2 separate regions of the Homo sapiens genome follow, and region 1 is linked to region 2. Evidence: read pairs that join two places in POLR2A ChIA-PET (ENCODE). Cell type or tissue: OCI-LY7. All regions are shown on one strand. Links, peaks and the distances in the headings refer to the core of each region. The heading gives the core; the rest is flanking DNA.

The links. ChIA-PET counts read pairs that join two places held together with the same protein. Peaks named below come from ENCODE experiments on the same cell type or tissue, not always from the same donor. Only the 100,000 strongest peaks of a DNase experiment are listed, where the experiment ranks them.
Region 1: POLR2A ChIA-PET joins it to region 2 with 5 read pairs; 2 of 35 experiments call an interaction of 5 or more read pairs at or near these places.

Annotation. Positions count from the first base shown.
Region 1 is chr2:60,509,126-60,516,904 of GRCh38, reverse strand. The region is part of intron 2 of BCL11A (BCL11 transcription factor A); the gene reads left to right. Among named protein-coding and RNA genes, the nearest start is that of BCL11A, 41 kb to the left of the region's middle. RefSeq lists enhancers at 988-1,107, 1,218-1,347, 3,604-3,713. In OCI-LY7, for the core only: no CTCF peak of the experiment used is centred there; a DNase peak (open chromatin) is centred at 4,644.
Region 2 is chr2:60,366,703-60,374,481 of GRCh38, reverse strand. All of the region lies in intron 1 of MIR4432HG (MIR4432 host gene), which reads left to right. Among named protein-coding and RNA genes, the nearest start is that of MIR4432, 17 kb to the left of the region's middle. In OCI-LY7, for the core only: no CTCF peak of the experiment used is centred there; DNase peaks (open chromatin) are centred at 2,651, 3,501, 3,791, 4,251 and 1 weaker place; H3K4me3 peaks cover 2,761 bases; H3K27ac peaks cover 4,321 bases.

The DNA.
Region 1 (7,779 bases), core at 1,771-6,770, 140 kb before region 2:
TCTTTAGAATCTGCTGGTTTTCCAGCTCTTTTACTCAAACATTAGTCTGATAACTACAGAGTCCAATGGCAAGATATCTTAGTGTTTTCCACATTCTTTAGTCTTATGTCTGCACTCTTATGTCCTGCTTGCTTTTTTAAAAACCAGTGCTTCATTGATGACTCATGCTCAGCTTGGTGTCCACTAGGAATGCTAGATCTTTGTCAGCCATCTTTGAGGGCAGTTAAACTTTCACTCCCAGTTGTCCTGATGCCACATTTCTCCCATCCCAGGTGCCCCTCTCTGTCCTTGTCCATATTGAGCTTAGCTCTCCACTCCTGACACGAGTTCCCTGACTTCCTCTCCACTTCCCCGGATGACGGTGAGTTACGATCTTGTCTCCTAAGGTGCCCCCTCCCTCTTGGCTCCTCTCCCAGTGACGACTTCATGGAGGCTGAGAAATATAGTGAGTGGCCTTTCTTGCCTCACTTACTGCTCGGTAAGTTAGCTCAGGGGGAGAGCTGTTCATAACTTTGCACTGACATCTGGAGAACAAAGGTTTTGGAAGAGCGGAGCCCAGATTCCCTGTGAGCCAGCAGAGCCAAGTCTTTTTTGAGTTTCCAGCAAAACCTGTGTTTTAATAATAGGAGTGGGTCATTGTGTTTAATAGTACAACAAAACCTAAGTGCACATAATAAGCACATCTTTTCTGTGTGCTGGGGTGAGGAGAGGTGACAGTGAGTGTGTAGGATGATATGAAAAGCATTACAGACATGGGAAAGCATCTTAGAGCACCCAAAGCTGGCATGAGTCATCACAGGCTTATGGCCACAAGGCTAGATTTTCAATCCCTGCTTCCCTTTTTCATAACCCAGTTCAATGAAGACATAATTGAAGTGGTGAGAAGAGGGGCCACCGCCCTTCAGACTCCAGGGTATTTGTATTCCAGGACCCCTCCGTGGGTGTTGGCCCAGCGGTGCCCAGAGAATATTCCCTTATTGGATCTTTCTCGAATTGACTTGTTCACTTCCTGTTCAGCGCAGCCTGGTGGTGACTCGGTAATCCCCACAGTAAGACCTCACAGTGGGTTGAGTGGCCTGGGAGCTCAAGTCAGGGGCAGAAATGGGGAAGCTGGAAAGTTGGGTGATCAAGAGTCATTTGGAAGCCCCCATGTCTGTGTCAGTCCACTCACATCTCTGTCCGCCACCCACCACCACTTTCTCCCTGCCTGAAAGCACTGGGCTGTGTTTCAGAGAGGTAGCTGGGTCCCACAGATATTTATGGAGGGCTTGTTTCTGTATCTCCTTCTAGTGGGCTGGACCTCCCCAGGCCATTTTTCTAGGTAACTAGGAAGGCCTGACTCTGTCAGCAACTTGGCTTTCTTTGGAGGAGGTGTCACTCTGGGATTAGTTAAAAGGGGATCAGTGGTATTCACATTGGCTCGTGGGTGTATTTTCTCCTCCTCAAATTATAACCTTTTGGAGGGCAGGAGTCATGTTTTATTTTTTGTGCCTTCTTGGTGCCTAACATAATGCTGGTTCATATGTAGTATTTAATCTGTACTTTGCTCACGCTGCTTGATTGAACAGAGAAAGACCGGGCTTTGAATGGATCCCCAGCTCCCTGTCCAGGGAAGGTGTGAGGCTGGGCAAGTTTATTTCCCCCTTCCTCCCTGGGGAGAAAGTGAAAAAGTGAAAGTGCTGGGGTTGGGATAGCTGGTGGTGTCTTTGTGGCTTTCACCCCATGGTCAAGCAGTGAACTCTGCTTGCAGATTCTGTCTCGCTCACCTGGAAGCCAGTGTTGGGGAAGGAGCACGTGGGGGAGGATCCTTAGGTCTGGGCAACACTTTGGAGTTAGGGGGTCCCCTGGAGGTGTGGGAAGCTGGTAGTGGCATTCTGGAAACAAGCTAGAGCCTGTCTCACCAGAGGGAGAACGGCTGAGTTCGGAAGGGACTGGGGCCTGCTTTCCTTTGGGTGGCTTTGACTGGCTCTTGGATGAGTTTAAAAGGTGATTCTCTCTCTCTCTCTGTCTCTCTTTTCTTTTTTTTTTTTTCTTTTTTCTGTTTTAGTGTATGTGTATGCAAGACCTTTGATATTTGAGTAGGGAAATCCTCTCTTATCAATGGAATTCACAGCCTCTTATGGTGCCTTACCCTTTCATTGTGTTGTAAAGACAGTCAGACCAACTAGATTTATTTGCACAACTCTGATTTTTTTCCTAAGAAACTCCCCCACCCAATTTAATTTTTTTTTTTTTTTGAGATGGAGTCTCGCTCTGTCGCCCAGGCTGGAGTGCAGTGCTACGATCTCGGCTCATTGCAGCCTCCGCCTCCCAGGTTCAAGTGATTCTCCTGCCTCAGCCTCCCAAGTAGCTGGGATTATAGGTGCATGCCATCACACCTGGCTGATTTTTTTTTTTTTTTTTTTTTTTAAGTAGAGATGGGGTTTCACCATGTTGGCTAGGCTGGTCTTGAACTCCTGACCTCAGGTGACCCACACGCCTCGGCCTCCCAAAATGCTGAGATTACAGGTGTGAGCCACCGCACCTGGCTATTTAATTCTATTTTCAGATGGCTTGTTCTCCAAGTCTTGGGACTGCCCAGAAATGGGTTGCCTGGTAGGGCTCATGGCTCAGCACTGCGATCCCACCAGTGGCCGGGGTGTTCCTTAGCCTTCTAGTTCAGTTGTGGCCCTTCTGGGCTTCCTTTGCTACCAGTTTCCACCACATGGCTGGAGGTAGCCCAGCCTGGAAGCCTCTCAGAGCTCCAGCCTGGAAGCCTCTCAGAGAGTGCTTGGAGCACTGCTAGCTGCACGTGCTCTCAGGAAAGTCCACAAGGAGATGGCTGGTGTGGCTCAGAGTCCTTGTGTGCTGCCTCAGCCCATGCCAGGCCACCTGTGGCTGTCTGCCCTCAAGTCTGTCCTTCTCTGAGGATTTAGGACTGTGAACCTAGAGAATTCAAAGTAGTGGAACTAGAATCCAGGTCTCGACTCAATCCAGGGAGTTTTGCTCACCACAAGCCAGGAACAGCTTCTCTTCATGGAGGTGCCTGTCTGGAAGGCAGAGAATCTCTGGCTTGTTGAGAAGAGAGAGTCTGCCCTTCAGACTGCAAGGTGTTCACTGCATAGGACCCTTCGTAGGTGCTGACCCAGCTGTGCCCAGTGCTAGAGCTAGGACTCAGTTCTATTTTCCCAGAGAGTGGTGTGATGGGAGGCTATTTCTTTTTCTTTTTTCAGTCCTGATCAGGGATGAGTCCGTGCTGTTGGGTTTATTCATTTACTTTAGCGTGTGAGTGGGGAGATGGATTAGGCAGCAGGCCCTTGGAAGGGTGGGAAGATTCAGAAGAGAGAGGGCAGGACTGGGAAGATCCAGACAGGACATGAAGATTTGCTCCACAAAGAGAGAAGCAGCAGGAGTTCTGGCTAGAGGCTAACCCAACACCCACACCTGCCAAAGGGGTTCCCATGGGGTGGCTGGCTTGAGGGGATCTGGGCGCTGGTTTCTGCTGTGGACAGCCTCAAGTGGGGCGTGGAGGCAGCATCTCCAGAAGCACCCGGCAGATGGCTCCTGAGGGAGCAGGGACTCCTTCTAGTGCCACTCCTGGGACTAAATTCCTTGTCCCCTCCTTGTCTCATATTTAGCATCTTGGAGCCGTGTCAGCTGCAGAGACTGGAGTCCGGGGCATGATGGGGATGTACCTGAAACCTAGTGAGAGTCATCCTGACTCTGGGGAAGAGCCGCTCAAAGATGAGAAAGATAAAGTAATTTGCCACCCCCAACCCCTCACAGGCTAGACTATCCATGGATTTCAGTGGGGTGGTGAGTCCTCATGATCCCTGAACCTCTCCTCAAATGGTGACTGTTCTGGGGGTCCTTTCTCTGCCTTTCTCAGGGGGTAACCAGAGGTGGTGGTGTGGTCCACTGTGACTCGTCAGCTGTTGCTCTGTGTGTTCATTTTTGAGAAAATGTTAATCTCTGAGACGTCTAAGAGGTGAAACTCCTTTCTCTGTGTCTCCTCCAAATGGATGCCATGTGGGTGGGCAAAGTGGTTGGGTTTATTCATTTACTTTAGGTGTGTATTGTAGTAAAACCTGCTTGTTCTCCTATCCGTCATCAGAGGTGACTCATACTTGAGACACTAAAAGAGAATAAACTGTCTTCATAAGGCTGTGAACGTCGCCAGATTATGAACCAACTTCAAGTAACGTAGGGATGCCTTGATAATTATATTATTGAAACCATCTCCAATTAGATATGCAAAATGGAGTTGCTGGGGGCTTCAGTTTTCTTTAGACCAAATAATTTAGAGCTGAGAGGAGAGGCAGATACCATCTAGTCTCACTTTTTACAATTTAGCATTGGATTTGTTGAGCATGTACTCTCTGCAGAGCATTGTGATAGGTTCTGGGTTGGGAGGGGAGCCGGGAAGGCAAGCATCCTCTCTCAAAGCTGCCTTTCTCATTTGAGAGGCGAGTGTGTGTGGCACAGGGGCAGGTAGAAGGAGACAGATCCTTTATACCTGAGAGCAAGATGTGCAGCCAGGAAAGCTCAAGGACACAGGCCAAGGGAGGTGAAGTGACTTGCCCAGGCCACCCAGTTACCTAGCACAGCTCAGCCACAAGCCCAAATGAATGATTCTGAGTTCCACATCAGCGCATCGGGCAGCCACCATGAGCAGTTCCACAGTGACAGGTGGGGCTCTAGGTGGCTTCCTTTAAAACATCTGAGGAAAGCAGGCTTCCTCTCTGACTGCTCTCCAGGGGTGGTGAGCACAGGGGTTCATCTGCAGCTCCCCAGCTCCAGTGCTCCTTAGCCTTCCAAGTTGTTTGAATTAAGTTGCAAGCCCAGGTGGCTGCACACATATTCATTTTGGAGTGACTGTGACACTTGTATTTCCTGGGAAGCGTTACTATGTCTTTGGCCGAGCAAGTATTACGCCATGAGCTGGTTCCCTTTCTTTTGCCTTTGAACACCTACATTGCTGGGAGGATACCTTAGTGAGAGTGCCTGGGCCACTGGGCGTAGCAGAGGAAGCACCTCATCATTTTACTGATTTATTTGAAAGAAAAAAGCTCCCTCCAACCCTTGCCTTCATAGAAACAGAGTGTTGAAAGCTTGGAGAAGAATTAATGACTCCCCTGCCCCTTAGTGTCTTACATGACTAGCTGCTTCTTTGCCTACTGCATTTTCAACTTATTTCAACTTATTTTCTGTGGCTTGGAAAATACGTTGACTGAGTGATGATTGTTTTCATGAAATGGTGCAACATGTAAAGCAATGGTTGTCATTAATAGTGCAGTTATGTAGAGTGTAGCTCTTTGAGTCTTCAGTTTTGAATCAGATTAGCGCTCTGTTAACTTAAAATAGCCCCAAAAAAGAAGAAGGAAAAAAAAAGAACTGTCAGAAATCAGAGGGAAATATTAGCATTATGAAACATGGTAACAAGTGGCCATTAGCACTTTATGTCTGCATGAATAGCATCTTTAAGTGTTTTATTGGTAACGGAAAAGAGTGGAGTCACATAGAATGACATTACTTCCCAAATTGGCGAGTTCTTTTAATTCAGACTTCTCCTTGTTATTGCCTACTGGGGAGCACTTATTCACCTGTCAAATTGTATGCTAGGGTGGGAAAGGGTATTTTAGCTTTTCTGGCTGCATCCCGGGCTCTCAGGTAGAAGGGATTTGTCCCTTTGCCATGGCCTCCTTCTCTCCTGCCCTCCCCAGTGCCCCTGCCAGGAGGAGGGAGAATCTGAAAGCAAGAATGGAGGGAGAGTAATGCCGTGGAGGCAGCTGGGATTTGTGCCTGGCCAGTGCCCCTGCACAGTATTGGATATGAGTATGGGCATCTCAGTGTGCCTGGAAACGCAGTTGGCTGCACAGCCCCAGTGGGAAGAACTCTGAGGAACTGCTGGTGGTTGGCTCTTCCCCAGGCTCTCAGCCCCTCTTTCTAGAGGCTCCACCTAAGCCTTAGGAAAGACTTTCGTTTGGTTTTAACTGGCTCCTGTCAAGGGTTCCCCCAAACCAGCTCAACCCCTCCATTTACATTATAATGCAAAAGCTCTTCCCTGTGGGTCTCAGGGCCTGTGGGGAAAATGGAATCTGGCTCAAACCCAAGATCCAAAGCTAAAGTGCCCCCAGGTTGGGCTGCCTGACAGTTTTATAGATATGGCATTGAGTGGCCTCCTGGCAGTTTGGAATTGTGAAGGTTCACTCATTCATTTTTCAACAAATATTTTGAACACCTGCCACATGCTGGGAACGGTTCTTGGTGTTGGGCATAGAAAGCCTTAAAAACTCCCTGCTCTTGTGGCACCCCCTTTCTAGCTGGGGAGAGACAGAAGATGCACCAATAAATATGTGAATTATATAGTATGGCAAGAGAAGATCAAACTGCCTGCACGAAAATAAGGTGGGGAAGAGGGGTAAGGGGTGCATGGTGACCAGGCTTTTAAATAGGATAATTAGGGAAGGCCCAATGAGAAGCAAAGGCTCCAAAGAGGTGAGGAAGTTGGCCATGAGAATTTTGAGAAGATGGTTCCAGGAAGAGTGTGTAGAGAGCAGAGACCTTGTGTGTAATACGCCTGGCTACTGGAGGAGGAGCAAGGGGCCCTGAGGTCAGAGTGGAAAGAGTGCAGGAGGAGGAGGAGAGGAGACCAGCTGGCTCCTTGAAGGACGTAGAGCAGGGATTTTTGGCTCTGACTCCAAGGGAGATGGAAGCCACTGGAGGAGTGATGTCATATGACTTGCGCTTCCAGAGAGTCTCTTGGGCCGCATTTTGAGACTCAAGCATGGGAAAGTGAGGCAGAAGCAGTCAGAAGGCAAATTTTAGGCAAGTGATGGTGGCGTGGACCAGGGTGGTGGGGACGTGAGAAGGGGCTGGATTCTGGACATACTTCGAAGGGAAAACCGGCAGGATTTGCTGACTGGTGGGATGGGTTGTATGAAAGGAAGGGAGGAGTCAAGATGGACCCCAAAATGTGTGGCTCGGTGACTGGGAGAATAGAATTGCTGTTTATTGGGATGGGCCAGAAAGGCTGTGGAGGTGCTCAGAGGATGGGTGTGTCTGGGGCTCCTTCACCACTTCAGGACTTCAGTGGATGCTAGACTACTGCCCTGTTCAGGAAGATCGTGAGGGGAAAGAGAGTAGCCCCCCGATTGTGGCTGTTCGGAGAGCCCCAGTTGACTGCCTATAGCTGAGATGATTTAAGTCGAGTTCTTTGGGGAGGGCCAGGTGTTTTTCTCCTCCTCCTAATCTTTTTGTTCTTTTTCCTTCTCTGTTGTTCTTTAGCTACCAAAGACAACTTGATCTTTTGATCCAGAAAGATGCGCTTTGTTTCTTGCATTTCTTTCCCTTCGTTTGTTTTCTCAGGTCTCAGGTAGACCATCGAGCTGCTGTTAATTGGTGATATTTAGGAATGGGTTGGAAGCTGCATCTTTTCCTGGACTTCTCAGGACTCTCACTGCCACGTGTCTTGTGCTTCCACAGAACCGTTTTCTGAGACGTCCGTGTGGCTCTGCTGTGCTCAGGTCCACGGTTAGCCCCTGGCTTGGAATTTCTTCCGGAAATCCGTTGTCCTCTTTTCCACAGGTTCTCCTCCTCCCTTTCCCCATTTCTGGAAAGAAGTGGGCTGGCACATAGAGCCTTTTTCCTTGAAAGGAGAGTGCAGAGCCCTCTAATGGAAAAGTAAAAAAATTCTTGGAATCCTCATAACATCCAAGCCAGCCAAAGCTGAGACCAAGTAAATTATTGGGGGGTAATTTGCAAGGGCCTGAATCAAACAAATTGCTTTCTTGTTTCTCA
Region 2 (7,779 bases), core at 1,448-6,447:
TGGTTTATTTGCTTTAAATAAGGTCTTCAAATAAACATCTTCCTGGAGGTCAAATGCTAAAGTGCACGTTACCATGGGTGGATAAGAAGAGACTACTTTGTCCTGGGGCACTGTTTTCCAAAATGTGTTCCAAAAAACCCTAAGCACAAAAGATGTTGCTGTAGAGCAAAAAGCTGTATGTATGTATGTATGTGTGTATGTATTTATGTGATCAGTGTATTTGGGAAGTAATGCATACACATTTGGGTGAAGGAGGCTATGAAAGTGAATTCTTATAGAGGAGGAAATAAATAACAAGTTATACAGTTATTAAAACACTGATAAATGCCACAAACATGACAAAATCTAGAAAACTAATGTAATATTTTTACTCATTAATTGCTTGACATATTTCTATAATACTTTTCCTTCTATATTTTATAGCTCTGCACTCTTTGCTCACCTCTTCATATGACAACAATTTGGAAATCTTTTCTACAAAGAGGCTAGAAACCTAATTTAGTCTTTCCCTAACATGATTGATGAAAATTTATTTTTTGTTATTAATAATTAAGAAAAGGTCAGTTTTGTTGCTTGTTATTGGTACTATCATGTGAAGTTTTAGGATTGTTGACAAATTTGGGACATCTCTTAAGTTTCCTTCATATGTGAGCTGTAAGATTTCACAATGTTCTGAGTTTTCTGGTGCAGTAATTTATCTCACCTATTCTTTAAACTGATGACCCTCATTAACCAGGCCTTGAAAGGGCCCCATCTAGAGAGGGGTGGTGACACTTAAGCTTTATTCCCATCAAGGTACATTTGCCCCCGTACAAAACCTCTTCTCCTACCCCTCCAGTATTTATTCAGAGAAATTTCAAACCTAAGGAAAAGTTGGAAGACTAGTGCAATGGACACTTGTACAGCACTCACCAACATTCACCAATAAACATTTTGCTACATTTGCTTTACCTCTTTCTCAATCTCTACCTCTCCTTCTCTCCTGTCTATGCACACACACACACACACACACACACACACACACACACACACGCACCCCACCAACACATCACACACCACACATACACATGAGTTCAGGCTATATTTTCTAGGAATGAGGACATTTTTGTACATAGCCATAATACTATTTTCATGTCTCATAAATTTTCCATAGATATTATAATGTTATCTAATAAACACTCCATATGCTATGTGCGTATTTACTAATTGGTATCAAAAGTCCTTTGTAACCGCTCCCTTTCCTTTCCTCCCCCTCTCTTTCCTTTGCTTTTTCTTCATTTCCTCTCCTTGCCTCATCCTATCTATTAATCTTTGGTTACATTCTTACTTTTTGGTTCACAATGTCCTAGGATTACATTGCTCTATTTTACCCCCAGAGCTGGAATCAGCCATTCTCTCCAAGGAACCCTGGTTCAAGGATCCCTGTCAAAAACAAAGCACCTATTAACATGTGACAGATGCTGGGACATTACACTGTGGGGTGAACACCACCCTGTTATCTCTGGATCCCCTCTTTGTGAGCCAAGTCCTTGGGCTTGCTACTTAAGTACCAGGGAGACCACAGATGCTGGTGACACCTGGAGACTTTTTATCAGGTATTTGAGAGATGCAATTTGTCCTGTGGAAAAAGGCTCAGTCTGCAGACCCCTGGCCTTCTCTTGTGTACTCCTCTTCTGGCTGGGAGGTGGGGTGAGGAGAGAGTAGACCACAGAGACAGCCTGTAGCAAAGGAAGAAGAAATTTCTGGAAGTTTTTTTTATATCTAAATACTACTCCTCCCTGTATGACATCCAAGTCATTGTTTAAGGTCCACCCAGTGTCGTCTCTTAAAACACCAGTATCATGTCTGTAGATAGCTGGGAACTCAGTCTCCATCTGCATCTCTGGACCCTATGGTAGGAGCCTATGAAGAACAACCTGAAGCTTTGCCAGGGCCTTCAGCTATGGGTTTGGACATTGTCCAGAAAGAGCACCAAGTTTCCGCTTACACCTTCTGGGAGGACAGCCTTGGAGACCTGCAAACACATCCTGAGCTAGGGAGAGTCAGCAGGCCTGGGCCCTGAGGGGCAACCAGGGGTGACAACTAGGGTGCATTACTCAGACTTGCTTCCTGGTGCCACTTCAGAGGCATTAATATGTTTCTTTTGAGAACTGTCCTTTGAAAGAACTCTTGGAGTGGAGCTGATTCTGTAAACTTGATGCTATCTGGAAACCAGAGGACCAAACAAGCAGCCTGAGGAGGCCAGGAACCCTGGGGATGCGACCCAGGTATTAGTTGGAGAGCCCAGGAGAGGCCCCAGGGAGGCGCTGATGAAGTGGGACAGGACGTGATCACTACTGTGAGCTTCTAGGTGGGGGACAGGGCAGGAGAAGCCCCTCCCAGGGGTTGCCCGAAGTAGGCGCCTTGGCTGAGACCGAGGACCCTGGCAGGAAGGCCTTCTATAGAGACAGGATCTTCCATCTTTCTTCTACAAGTGGCTGAAGGAGGAAGTTGGAAAATCAGTTAACGTTTCTCCAGTGTGATCTCTTCACCTACAAAGCTGTGGATTAGATGACTAGTTTTCATGCATTTAAAAAAAAAAATCAGCAAAATGAGGCCTTCTGTGGAAGCCCAATTAGGTAGAAGTGCAGCTGCTCTATTTGAAGAGGAAGTTGGGGCCCCAAAGCCTTCCCAGAAGCCCCCTCTGCCAACCTTCCTCCACCCCTCCGTGGCCCCTGAAGGGAGCTCTGGTTTTTCTATAAACAGATTCCATCTGGAATAAAAAGCAAAGGTCTGAAAAGTTTTTCTCATTCTAAACATGCAACTACAGGCAGAAAATTGATTATTTGGAATCCTGCGTGGAATGCGCTTGTGAGGGCTGGTGAGGAGGCACAGGAAGTGCCTTCAGCATCATGTGTTTAGATGGCTGGGCGGGAGGGCCATCGAAGGACCCTGGAATCATTAGAACTGTTGGCGCTGACGAGGGCTAAGTGGACCAGAGAAGCCCGTGTCCTGTGGCTGTGGGTCTTGGGTGTGGGGAGTCAACGGAGCCGCTGGGTCCAAGTCTGAACGTGTCCTGAAATGCCTCCTAAAGCCTTCATTGTTTCTGGTCTGCTTAGCACAGGTCCGCATTAACACTGTGTAGAATGGCTATAGGCTTCCTAGAAAATATGAGCTAGGATGGTAGTTTTGAGACACTCTGTTCTGTGTAATTCTTGTTTTAGAAGAGGATTCATTCTATGTTTGCCCAAGATTCATAAGGAGTCTGTGCATACTAGACAAGAACTGACACTTCTGGAAGGTTTTAATTTTCAAAGAACATCCTATGATCTCATTTGATCCTCACAACAAATCAGAAAAACAGGCAGGGTAGGTATTAGACTCATTTGCAGATGAACAGACAGAAGCCTAAGGGAGGGTGAGTGGCGTGCTCACACATGGCTGGCACCTGTGAAGCTGGGACTGCATTTTCGATTCTCCAAGCCAGCCCCAGCTTCCCAATTCTGTGTAGATAGCGGATCAAATGCAGGTGGTTAGAAAAGAGTTTTGTTGCTGTGGCTTCTGTGAGCAAGATCAGCCACGGGCATGGTTAAAGGTGGAATTAAGACTTCTTACCAACTCCACTAAGTAGCTCCTCTAGGCTTCAAATGCCACTGAACATTTTGGGATCCACTGGGGAGAGTAGTGCCCACCCCCACTCCTGCCCAGGCTCCCATTGTAATTGCTTTTCCTGTAGCTCCCTGGGGCAGCAGGATGTGGCAAGAGTCTACAGACTTGAATGCTACTCCTAACTCTACTGCCAATGGTTCATGTGTCTTGGGCAACTGCGTTGACCCTCAGAGGATATTGAACTACAGCAGTGTTTCTCAAAGTGCTGTGCTTGGGCCACCTGTGACAAAGTTACGTGAGAGAGAGAGTGTGTGTGTGTGTGTGTGTGTGTGTGTGTGTGTGTGTGTGTGAATGTCCTGTGTGTGTATATATATTCCCAGGCTGCTCCCCAGATCCGCTGAATCAGAGTCTCTGGGCTGGGGCATCTTCTCCTTCGTTGATTCAGAGACACACTCAGGTTTGACGACCACTAGGCTAGAGGCTCCCCAAGTATCCTTCCAACTTAATGCCTCCTTTCTGCAATAACCCTCTTCCTTGACTCTGGGTGGGCTGAGATTTCTGTAGCGAAGGGTAGGACTTGATTTAACAGTAGGTTTAAAAAGCTGTTTCAGGCAGACTTGCAAAAACCTGAGAGTCCAAGGGGGAAGTTACAGAGTAGGGGATGCAGGAGTGAGTGCAGAGTGAGAAGGCACCTGTGTGCCTGTTTCAGAAATGAAAGTAACTTCCTAAACTCTGCTCATGCCAAGAAAAGTATGGGTACTGTGTTGCTGCTTATTAAAGACAAAATAAATCACTGTTCCAAGGAGACACTTCTTGCCTTTTCTTGCTATCCTATGTCTACTTCTCCATGATTCAGGTGCTGACGAGGACTTTCACCTGGGAGAAGAGCTCATTCTTCCTATCGTTTCCCTGGGAAGAACATGGCTGAAACAACTTACTGTACAGACCACAGAAGTGAGACCAAAAACACTGAGATGAGGAAGAGGTCAGCAAAAGAGTCATATTTTAAAATATGTGCAATACTTATTATAATTGTTCTGCGCACTCCTATGGTGTGTTAAAAGATTTCACACTTTATAAGGTCTGGCTTCCAAGCTGAATATGATATTGTCTTGTACTCAGGTTGCATATAAAAGTGGCTGTAACAGCTTAAAGAGCTAGTCTTAGGAGTAGACTCACAGACCAGTGTTAGATAGTTTATGCTTATGAATTTGAATTTGAATATTTTAATACACCAGGGTTGATAAAGTCATCAAAAGTGTTATGGTAAAAAGCCAATTCCTAGGAGGAGACCATTGTCTTAAAAAATTATTAGCATTTATAGCTTATGTGGGAACATAAGTTCTACTCACCGAAGACTATAGAAGAGGTGGTTTCGTGATACAAGAAATGTGCTACCTGTACAAATTTAATGTGAAGTGAAAATAGTGTACCTATGTGAGTGGGATATCATGCAGATAACTTTTGGTTATTCAAGGTCTCCTTGTATAATTTAGGAAGTTATTTATTGTCAGCAAATACTTGTAAATTATTTCCAGCTGCCATGAACTAAATTTTAGGTACACTCTTTTCTGTGAGACGCAGAGGTGCTCATTTGGGAATGGATTCTGGCCAAGAAGTATGCATGATCCACTGGAACAATGGGAGGTAACATTTGGAAGAAGAAAATAAAATTGGCTGGGCGGGGTGGCTCACGCCTGTAATCCCAGCACTTTGGAGGGCTAAAGTGGTCAGATCATGAGGACAAGAAATCGAGACAATCCTGGCCAAAATGGTGAAACCCCGTCTGTACTAAAAATACAAAAAATTAGCTGGGCGTGGTGGCGGGTGCCTGTAGTCCCAACTACTCAGGAGGCTGAGGCAGGAGAATCGCTTAAACCCGGGAGGCAGAGCTTGCAGTGAGCCAAGATCATGCCACTGCACTCCAGCCTGGCAACAGAGTGAGACTCCATCTCAAAAAAAAAAAAAAAAAAAAGAAAAAGAAAAAAGAAAATAAAATGGACCCCCACCAATGTCCTGCGTCTTCTGTTCTCATTCTTCTTAACTCTTCAAAGATCATACACAGCGGATCTCAGGTCAAAGCTGCAAGTTGTTTTAGTATCCTGGGATCTTCTGTAGCAGAGCCAAGATTTGAGTTTTTCTAAACTGGTAGGCTCATTCTTCCTGGCTCCGTATCTCTCTCCCTGTGGCCATTCCAGGGTCCACCCATGAACAGCCTCATTGCAGCTGCCAAGTCACCAGCCAGCCTATTGGACAACTGGCCTTTATATTGAAGCAGGCACTTGACATTCCAGCCCTGTTTCCCTGCTGCCACTGCTGCTTTCTCCCATCCAGTGATACTGAAATAAACTGTTCAGGTGAAATGAAAATATCTAGAAAGAGGCCTATAACTCTGTGTCAATGGAAAGCTACCTGGGATGTGCATTAGCTCTGCAAGCAGTAGTGTGGGGAGATACTCATCCTGCCAGGGTAGCTGTCTCCACATGAAACATCTTAATTTGGGTTTACTATAGTTAGAATATTTTGCATATTACTGTTCTTTATTTCAAAATTATGCCTACTTAAAAAATAATAGTTCTTTAAAGAGTTGCTAGGTTTCCATTTCTTTTGCATCATAAAGACAGAGCATTATGGATATTTCGAGAAGTAAAGATAAGGGATAATATCACTCATGATCCCTCACACGGTTATTATTTTTGTTTATTTCATTCCAGCCTTTTTAAAAAATAAGTATGCTTTTATCTAGTTGTAACCACAGTGTCATACTATTTCCAGTTTCTTTTCCCACTTAGCATGTGTCATTTTGCATTTTTCCATGTTACTGTGTAGTCTTTGTCCTCCTAATGGCTACATGAAGGTCCATGGCTGTGTATCATAATTTACTTAACCATTTACCTACTGTAATCATTTTGATTGCTTTCAGTTTCCCACTGTTATAAGTCATATTGCAATGGGCATATATGTGCATATTGTTTTTCCATATTTGTATTATTTGTTGCATTTTTTAAAAAGTGTCATTCAGGAACCAGGATATTTGCTCAACAGTAGACATTGCATTTGAAACTAATGGGGAAAAGGGGCTTTATAGAACAATTACAGTGGGAAAATGGGGCATTATTTAACAATTTATTGGGTCTTCACTATTCCATAAGTTGAGGAGAACATGTAGCATTATGAGTATTACCACAGTCATAGGCATTCAGACACCTTAAAAGTACCTGTGATTCATTCAGAGGTCTTGTGGTGGTGTTAGGACTCTTCTGTCCTTTGCAACATACTTACTTGCTTTGGTGCTGGTTGTTATTGCTTTATTGCAATTTCACTGCCATATGCAGGTACACAAGAGCCTATGTGCAAAGGTGTTAAACAAGGCAATCGGAATATTCTTTGGTCAACATCCTCCAGGAAAGATATCTGTGATATCCTATTTACCTGAACTTCACCTAAGGTGTGGGTTTTTGTGGTGGTAATAAGAATACCATTCTTGTCTTTTTTTGTTTTTGTTTTTTTGTTTTTTTTTCCTCAAGATGGAGTCTTGCTCTGTCACCCAGGCTGGAGTACAATGGCATGATCTAGGCTCACTGGAACCTCCACCTCCCAGTTTCAAGTGATTCCCCTGCTTCAGCCTCCTGAGTAGCTGGGATTACAGGCACGCGCCACCATGCCTGGCTAATTTTTTGTATTTTCAGTAGAGACGGGATTTCACCGTGTTGGCCAGGCTGGTCTCGAACTCCTGACCTAGTGATCCGCCCACCTCAGCCTCCCAAAGTGCTGGGATTACAAGCATGAACTACCGCGCCCGGCCCATTCTTGTCTTCTTTAATGTCAGTAATATAGCACTTAGTGAGTGTACAAATGAAAGCTGTGACCCTCTACTTAATATTTTGGAGGCACTGGATGTATTGGCCACTGGCATGCCAAATATGAGCTTGTAATTACAATGACATTCTTTTTTAGGGTTTATGAAGGTTTTATTTAATGAAACATGCTTAAGACTAACTAGAACACCTTTCTGTCCCTCATTCTACCCCTTTGTTTTCTCCATTGAACTTCATGACCTCAGAGTGAATGTGAAAGGGTGAGTTTTGGGAGGCTGGGAACAAGGGTGCACAGTAGTGGGTCTATGTGAGCTAATAGCAGGGAAGAAAAATCAGCACTGCATTTTTTAAATGGGGGAAAAATCAGGAAAAA